Linked DNA regions of Homo sapiens: region 1 is linked to region 2. Evidence: chromatin contacts called from ENCODE Hi-C data. All regions are on one chromosome and are shown on one strand. The core of a region is the stretch at or near the end of the contact, and the rest is flanking DNA. Distances in the headings are between cores, read along the strand shown. Region 1 holds the start of MBNL3 (muscleblind like splicing regulator 3). Region 2 holds the start of ENOX2 (ecto-NOX disulfide-thiol exchanger 2).

Region 1 (4,146 bases), core at 732-3,231, 1.6 Mb after region 2:
AGAATGTTAACTGGCAAAATTTCCTAATTTCTCTGACACCAGTTTAGCTTGTCTATTCTGGCCTCAAGGTTTAGTATTTTCACTTTTCTTTCTTTCTTTTTTTCTTTTTTTTTAAGGATGCATTTGGTCCGAAGTCTTTTAGCAGCAAGGTAGCACATCCGGAAGCAAACAGTACTGAACTGGGATCTAAGTCCATAATCACTAAAAATGGGAGAAGTTGCTTTTTCTCATCCTCCCTTTACCAAAATGCAAGTGTTTATTGCTCTACCTGCAGGAACTCTCATTTTAGACATGAAGCAATGAATTGCCCCACATACTTCTTTCAAGAATAATATGAAAAACTGCTGAAAATTTGTTGTATAGTAATTCCATTGTAAACAGTTTGGTTGTTTGTTTCTAGGTAGACTACAGCACCTGGGCAGAAAACTGCACCATGCTTTAATAAGGGCAAAACAATATTTTTCTCCCTTTCCACACACTTGCTAAATTTAGTAGCAGAGCGTCTGCCAACCAAGTAGTTTCTACTGCTTTGGGAGAAGGAGTGAACAGCGATAGAATATTATCAGCTGAGCTGTGGGCAGAAGCCCATTTTAGTCTATATTTGAAGAAGTGTTGGTAAATATGAAAGCATCCCCCAAAAGTATCGCACATTAGAAAAAAGTTAAAAATTATTTTAAAAAGTAGTTAAACATTCAGGATTAGATTTTCATGGGCCAAGGAGAAGATGGAAATATAATCAGGAAAAATCCAAGGTGTCTGATAAGCCTCATTGTCTATTTACCTTTCACTGGAGGGGGAAACAAAACAAAACAAAATTCAGATAAATTGTATCAAGCATGGATGTTTAGTCATTCCCACATACCAACAATCTGTTTTCCAAACATTATATCAGTAATCACCCAAACGTTTATTCACTAAAGCAGGGAGTCCGCTTAATAAAAAAAGTACCAATCACTTCAAAATTAAATCTTGCAAGTTTTGTTTTAATTGATTCTTTCCCATGAAGTCTACCCACAAATACGGAGAGGCTGTGGGGATCCCAGCTCAATTTACAAACGATGTAAGAACATCTAGGAGAAAATAACTCCTTTAAAACATATTACTTTAATTAGAGCCACAATTAATTTATCTGTTTTATCTATCATCTAGCTAGCTAGCTAGCTAGCTAGCTATCTAAGAGTGCTCAGAAAAACACACAGTAGGTCTATTACCCTAATTATGAAACCACAACAAAGAATCACTTAAATGTCAACTTTCATTACTCGTCTGGGTTTAATTTCGTTTTCTTACCATAAAAGCTTATTGTGTGAGTGTTAAAAACTAAAGTTCCCTTTTTAATAGTCTCCTAAAATCTACTCTCATGCCCTTCAAACCCCAGTAGTAAAAGCGAGCTGCCCAAACGTGTTGACTCAGGGCAGGAAGAGACAAGGTTCTGCAAGGAAGCTGTGGCACTGCTCACGATATCGCGTGAAAATGGGGAAATTCGTTGTTAAAAAGCATTTGCTGATTATATGCCATGCAAGAAGTTCCTTTAAATTAAAAAGAAGAAAGTAGAAAAAAAGAAAGAAGGAAGGAAGGGGAGGAGGAAGAGAAGAGGAGGAAGAGAAGGAAGAAGAAAAAGGAGGAGGAGGAAAGGAGGAGGAAAATGATCAAAGCTCTAAAATCGCAACAAAGTTGCAGGATGACTTTTCCTCCTATTTGCTATTTTGTAAAATGAAGTTTAAAAGGCATTATTTCCTCGGCGTCCGAGGAAGGCAGCCTCTCTTACAAATCCCAATTCATCTCCAGCCTTACCTTACGCTGCTAGCGCAAACCCAGAGGCTAAGGGGCCCTGCTCTCAGCGGCAGCAGCAGGGGCAGCGGCAGCGACAGCGGCACATGCCATCTGTTAGCGGCAGAAGCAAAAGCAGCGCTGCGCGAGGTGGCCCCGGTGCCGGGAGAGCCTTTAGCAGGGGTGCATACTGAATGCCGCCATTTTAAAGCGAGGTTCCTGAAATCATTAGATATAAGCAAATTAAAGCCCGCCCCACCTCCAGAACTTCAGGGCTGGGACTTGCAACCCGGCTCCAAGTCGGCCGCTCTGGGGTATAAAATGTCAAGTCTACAGACACGCGCACGCTGACTCTCGGACGGAGGCGACGGTTCCCCCTCTCCCTTCGGCCCCCTTGACCCCTTCGTGCTTTTTGCAAGACTCCTTTCGGTTCCAGGGGCCAGAATACTTTCTTTTCTGGGCTCCTCGAGGCCCCTTCCCGGGGCCGGCCGGCGGGCTGTGGGAGGAGGGGACAAGGCCACGGGCCGGCCCTACCCGCTCCTCCCAGGCTCTTGGTTCAGTCCACTCGGAGCACACCTCGGAGCGCCCCAGCTCCCTCGCGGAGGCCGGGCGTGGGGCTCCCGCCCGGGCTCGCAGCTACCATAGCAACCCCGGTCCCAACCCCGCCCGGCCTTTGCCAAAGGCGTGCCCTCCTCCCGGGCCAGTGCCCTCCGCCGGACGCCAGACGTCCCCTCGCGCAGCCCCGCCGACCCCAGGCAGCCCGGGCTGGGGCCGCGCCTCCGTGCGTCCCGCGCCGGACAGACGCGGCACGCGGAGGGAAACGGCGCCAGCGAGGGGCTTTAGGCGCCAAAACGGAAACTCCCGCGAAACTCCGCGGGCCAGCGGAGCGCGGGCGGGCATCCGGAGCGCCGGACTCGGAAGCGGCGCACGCGGCCGCCCGGCCCCGCCCCGCCCGGCCAGGTAGCGCGGCGCCGCCGCCAACCTCACCTGGCTCCGCGCGCCGCTGCGGGACGGGCGGGAATGCGGCCAAGGGCCGCCCCGGCTCCCGCGCCCACCCCGGACTCTCTGGCCTCCGCCTCTCTCTCACTGCTCCCAAAGAGCGCCAAAAAGTCGCGCTGCGGCTCACGCTCGGAGTGCGGGCACTTTCTTCCTGTAGGGCGCTGTTTCGTCGCGAAATATATTCTTTGTGTGGTTCGCTCACTCGTGCCTGGTTCTCCGAGAGCGCAGCGCGGGCTTTATTCTCAGGGGGTGTGGCGCCTCGCCCCCAAACCCAGCAGCCCAGCCCCCGCTGCACAGACCCTTTGTCATTTCATTAGGAAGGGAAAGGGGGACAAATCATAACGCTCAGATTTTACAAAAGCGAAAACAAACGAAGCAGGCACACATCCCCAGAGGCGGGGTTGGGGTAGGGGTGCAAAGTTTCTGGCTCTTCAGGAACTGAAGTGCCAGTGAGAAAGGCAGTGTGGTTCACAGCGGGACGCTCATAGACACTTCCCAGACAGGTGAGGCGAAATGGGTCCTTTCAAAATTGATCTTAGTCGATGAATAAGTCCACTCGCTACAGGCTAAATAAATACATTCATACTCACCAGCTGCCTTCTTGGGGGTTTTATCTTTCATAAATGCCCCAATCGTTTATTTCCCTCTAAGAATTTCAGACAGGGAAATGCTGATCAGTGCAATCTGTTCCCCTTCTTCCACGGAGTTTGCAGGATAAGAGGAACCCTGAGGTAAGGTTCCAGATACTTTGGAAAATGGACAAAGCAAATGCAATTTTATATCTTGATTAAAAAGTGTGCATCTGCACAGGGAAATTACAAGTTTCGATTTAATGCAAGTGTAATAGGAGCACCAGCTGTCCCTTAATTGGAGCCCCACAATAATAAATGCGTGCTTTTATTTAATTTTACGAAGACAATTGTAGTTGATAACGCACACATATGCAGGATCGTCAGTGACAAGCTCATAGCAATTCATGGCTGCTTTCCTGTAATCAGCTACTTCACCCAGAGACAGAGTTCTACATGCTCTGCACAAAGTGCAAAACATTGCAGGAGATATTTAAGCAGCAGTTAGGTTGAAAAGTGGAGTGAATTCTCAGGCTAATTATACTTTTTAATTCTGATGGACTGATCCAAATAGAATTCTCCAGCTAATTTTAGGCAAGAAATCAATCTGTTTGTTAAGTGCAAGATAATAGAGTAGGATGGTAATGGCTGGGAGGACAAGACTGGGTACAAACTGCCCTTCAAATAATTGAGAAAACCCCCGATGGTTTTGGCAAGTATCGTGAAAGTCATTGGGACAATGCGCAGGGATGGTGTCCGATACTTTGTTATACTGGGTAGAAACATAGCATAAGTCAAGAGAGTAGGA
Region 2 (3,944 bases), core at 1,188-3,687:
CCTCCATAGCATTTTGTACCTGTCTCTGTTATACTACACACTACAGTATCTCAGAACTGTGGGCATCCAGCTCCCCAGCTAGACCCCAGGAAGAGTTCACACCTTGTACTTCATTGTTTCTCCAACACTTCACGTGGGCAGAGGTCATGAAAGAGATCTAGTGTCCCAGGTAACTTCTTAAAATGCTAAAATAAAATACATCCAAAGTGCTATCAAGGTCCAAATAGCTTAGAGGTATGATATGTGTTATAAAGAGAATCATCTAATTCAGAAATAGCCGTACTGACTATGGTTTTGGCAGACACAATTAGCTACAGTTGCAATGACAGTTAATTTGGTTTTGGCAGCTACTTTACAGCAAATACATTCTGACATAGAAATTTTAAGTGAATCATTTGGGTTTTGGCCAGGATGATGAACTATACCTATCTCTCCTTACCACAACTGGAAAGTCAAGAACAAGAAAGAACATTGGGAGCAGCAAACCATGTTGAACAGAGCATGGGCTTTGGAGTCAGAAATCTGTACACCCAAACCTCAACTCAACTTATAATCTATGTGACTTTAAGTAGATTGTTTAACTTCTGTGCATTTTAGTGTTTTCTTCTAGAAAAAGAAACAGGAATAATAGTACCTACTTCATAACACTCAAGATAATGCAACAAAGTATTTATGATGATGACTAGGACATTATGTGGGTTCAATAAATAGCAGTCATTATTGTCACCCAATGAGATGACTACAGTTCAGATAATGTGATGCACGGGGACAGCAAATGCATTTCTTAAGAAAATATATCGATGTCTCTAGGCTTTAAAGTTGACAGCTATAGACTGTAGCTAAGAATAGCTACAAACAAAACATCTGCAAGACAAGCTTCTTCTTGGATTTAAACTCACACCTGGAACATACCATCACACTTCTTTGTGTTCTCCAAGAATTGATCTCAAATCAGGTTCCCTAGGATGAAAAGAAAAATCATCCAATCTTAATTTTTGCCTTCAATTTTATTTGATACAGAATAATATCCAAACTATGTGTATGTTTCAAAGTATCATGTTATTATGACCCCAAGCTTCTCCACCCTATTTATTTCCCAGTATATTTGTGCTGATATCTTTTATTCCAATCAGGCAAGCCCACCTGTCTCACAGTGCTCCCTCTTCTGTTTACCCTTCTCAAAGTCCAATCTCAGTAGCAGGAAGCATTTTCTCCCTCCTCTTTGACAACTTCAAATCCCCTGTACTCTGCTGGAGCCCAGATTAAAATTCACCTCCTTCACAAAGCCTGAAAGCCGGATGAGGGCTTCAGCACTTCCCGGGTTAGGCTTGAACTTCCATAGATGAACTCACCACCCCCATCAGTATGCTCTTCCACTGACCCCTCTTAGCGTTTTTTGCACACGTTTGTAATAATACAATGATTAATATGGTCTGTTTCACACGGTCTACTTTATTCTGTAGAATAAAGGTGTGCCCCCTAAATGTTTGTCAACATTAGTGCTATCAGTCTTTGCTGGAAACCCCTAAAGCGCTGGATTTTTATAACCAGTCTAACTTGCCTTTTACTCTCACCAGAACCCTGCACTGAACCTTAAACACACATTTCTCAAAAGCAAGATTCCTTCCCTCTTTTGCTTCCCATCCCTTCTAGAAATTGAGGGGAAACTCTCCCCACTTCAAAGACCTGGTGGGGGAAGTGGCAGGTGGCTGAGGGGCCAGTAAAGAGATGGCGATCAATTAAGGAGGCAAAAAGAGAAAGTTTGAAAAAAAAAAGTCACGCCCTGAGCGTGGCAAGGAATTCCCATGCCCCAAAGAAAATGGGGAGTGTAGCGCAGGGAGGGTTATGTGCCCAAACCTGAAATACAAATTGAGGGAAAAGAGGAAAGAGATCACCCAATTCCTGCGGTAAGAATTAGAGTCCAGTCACCGCCTAGGCAAAACCCTGGACGCAAACCCCAACTTCGGACCTCTGAGGAGGCACAGAGCCAGGGGGAGGGGGGCGGCGTCGTGGGAAAAAAAAAAAGGGGCGGGCGAGTTGGACCAAAAAAAAAAAAAAAAAAGAGCAAAGACAGCGCGCTCCCGGGCTCAAGAGAACTGGCGCCTAGAGCTCAAAAGCCCACCCCCGACTCCCAGTCCCGATACCCCCTCCCCTGCAGAGGTGGAGCTGGGTGGAGTTAGGCGCTGAGGACCGCGGCCCCGGAAGCACCCTCCTCCCTAGGCCCCCTCAGTCCCACAGTCCCCAGCCACGGCCACCGGGGCTTTCTGCCTCTCTGACCTCCAGCTCCCCGGCTACCGAAGCGCTAGTCCTTATACAGCCGCGGAAAATCGGGCCGGCGCGGCAGTTCCTGGGCTCGTAGTGCCCTCGCGGCGCCCCACGCCGCGCCACTCTCTTCCGAAATGCCCGCCTCGCGCTTCCAGGCCTAGACCCGGCACTCTGGCCCAAGGCTGGACTCTCACACACAGGGTGCCCACTGCGGCGTCTCCTATTGGCTACTGGTCACCGGGGAAGCCGGAGGCCCGAGCCCATGGCTTCATGGGAAATGTAGTTTGAGGTCGCTGGAGGCTGTTCTTCCTGGGGGTAACTCGTGTTGACATTGGCAGACAGACACAAGTGAGGACCGAGAATTATGGGAGATGGAGTTGCGGGACACTTATTTCTCTATACGCACAATTCTTCCCCTCCCCTTCCGATTGTCCCCAGCGTTCAGACGGGGAAGGGTATTCTGGGTATTGTAGTTTGGGTGCACTGTCTAGAGAATCTCTCTTGGGGTTATGGGTTTGTGCTTGTGGGGACAGACGAAGGCTCTAGATTTATTTTCATGTCGGTTAAGCTCTTAGCATTTTGCGGGAAGCACTTTCTATCGTGATTTGAAATTGTTATTGAGTTTTAAGTGTTTTTCAAAAGATGATGTTTATTCTTTGGTAAGCTTAGAATTTTAATTGAGAGTTATAGTCCTTTAAAATTGTTAAAGTGTGTTCCTTGTGAACCACCTGCATTAAAATCACTTGAAAGGTATGGAAGAATGTATATATTTTTTTCTAATTGGAAATTATAGTTCCCCCTGGAAACAGTGTCATAAATAGGCATAGAAATGTGATCTACACCAGCCCAGAAGAAGCCTATTTAATCCATAATGAAGCTATGTTGTTGCCATGAAAAACAGTGGCCACATAAACTGCTATAAATAACAATTTAGAACAGATAGACAATACAACTTAAGTACAAACGAGTAACTATATGTGTCTTTAAGAAACTTAACCTTTTGAGTAAAAATATGTTACAAGAGCTGGATAAAGACATAGGTGGGGAATGCCAAGCACTTCCAAGTGACTTAAAGGTTGAGGAAAATGGTTGTTTATTAGGGCTAATTTCACTCCCAACTTTTGACCTTTTTTTTTCTCTGTTAGAGATGAATCCTTGTAGCCTTGTTACAGTTGAATTACTACAACTTCTTGATGAGGACAACTTTTCGACTCACGAGTAAAATGAAGGGAAAGACAGGGGAATTGCATTTTGCTGAGGTAATTGCCCAATATTTTAAAAAGATAAGTGAAGGAGGAAGACGATTTAATAAATTCAACCATTTATTCAGCATAGTGCTTTGTGCAAAGCTCTGGGCTAGGCACTGTTGCCACAGAATTGGAAAAATAGTCCCTACCCTCAAGTAGCTCAAAATCCAGGTGAGGGGAGTTGTAGTAGAGGAGAATCTGGGGGGAGGAATAGATGAGTATACAATGTGCAAAATGCTGTAAAGAAGTCTACATAGGGTTCTATAGGAACATAGAGGAGGAAGAACTTGTTCTACTTCTGGAGAACTGGTTGAAGAACCAGTAAAATATTTGTCAGATTTGGGGCAGGGAGGTCAACCATATTCTATACAAAGCATATGCAAAGGCATAAAGGCATGAAAGAGTGCAGAGAACAATAGCAAAAGTTCCATA

What was found. Hi-C counts contacts between places; a loop is a spot of excess contacts on that map. Pooled maps may share reads with other maps.
Region 1: a loop to region 2 is called in a pooled map, with 12 times the contacts of the local background. The contact joins the promoter of MBNL3 here to the promoter of ENOX2 in region 2. A Hi-C loop is called at or near these places in 7 of 50 pooled maps.

The regions. Positions count from the first base shown.
Region 1 is chrX:132,487,057-132,491,202 of GRCh38, forward strand. It overlaps MBNL3 (muscleblind like splicing regulator 3), which reads right to left and starts at 1,982. Exons shown (of 9, transcript NM_001386889.1): 1 at 1,795-1,982. RefSeq lists a silencer at 2,261-2,830.
Region 2 is chrX:130,900,772-130,904,715 of GRCh38, forward strand. ENOX2 (ecto-NOX disulfide-thiol exchanger 2) reads right to left here and starts at 2,438. Exons shown (of 15, transcript NM_006375.4): 1 at 2,278-2,438; 2 at 913-960. RefSeq lists enhancers at 1,804-2,323, 2,184-2,453, 2,324-2,843, 2,464-2,653.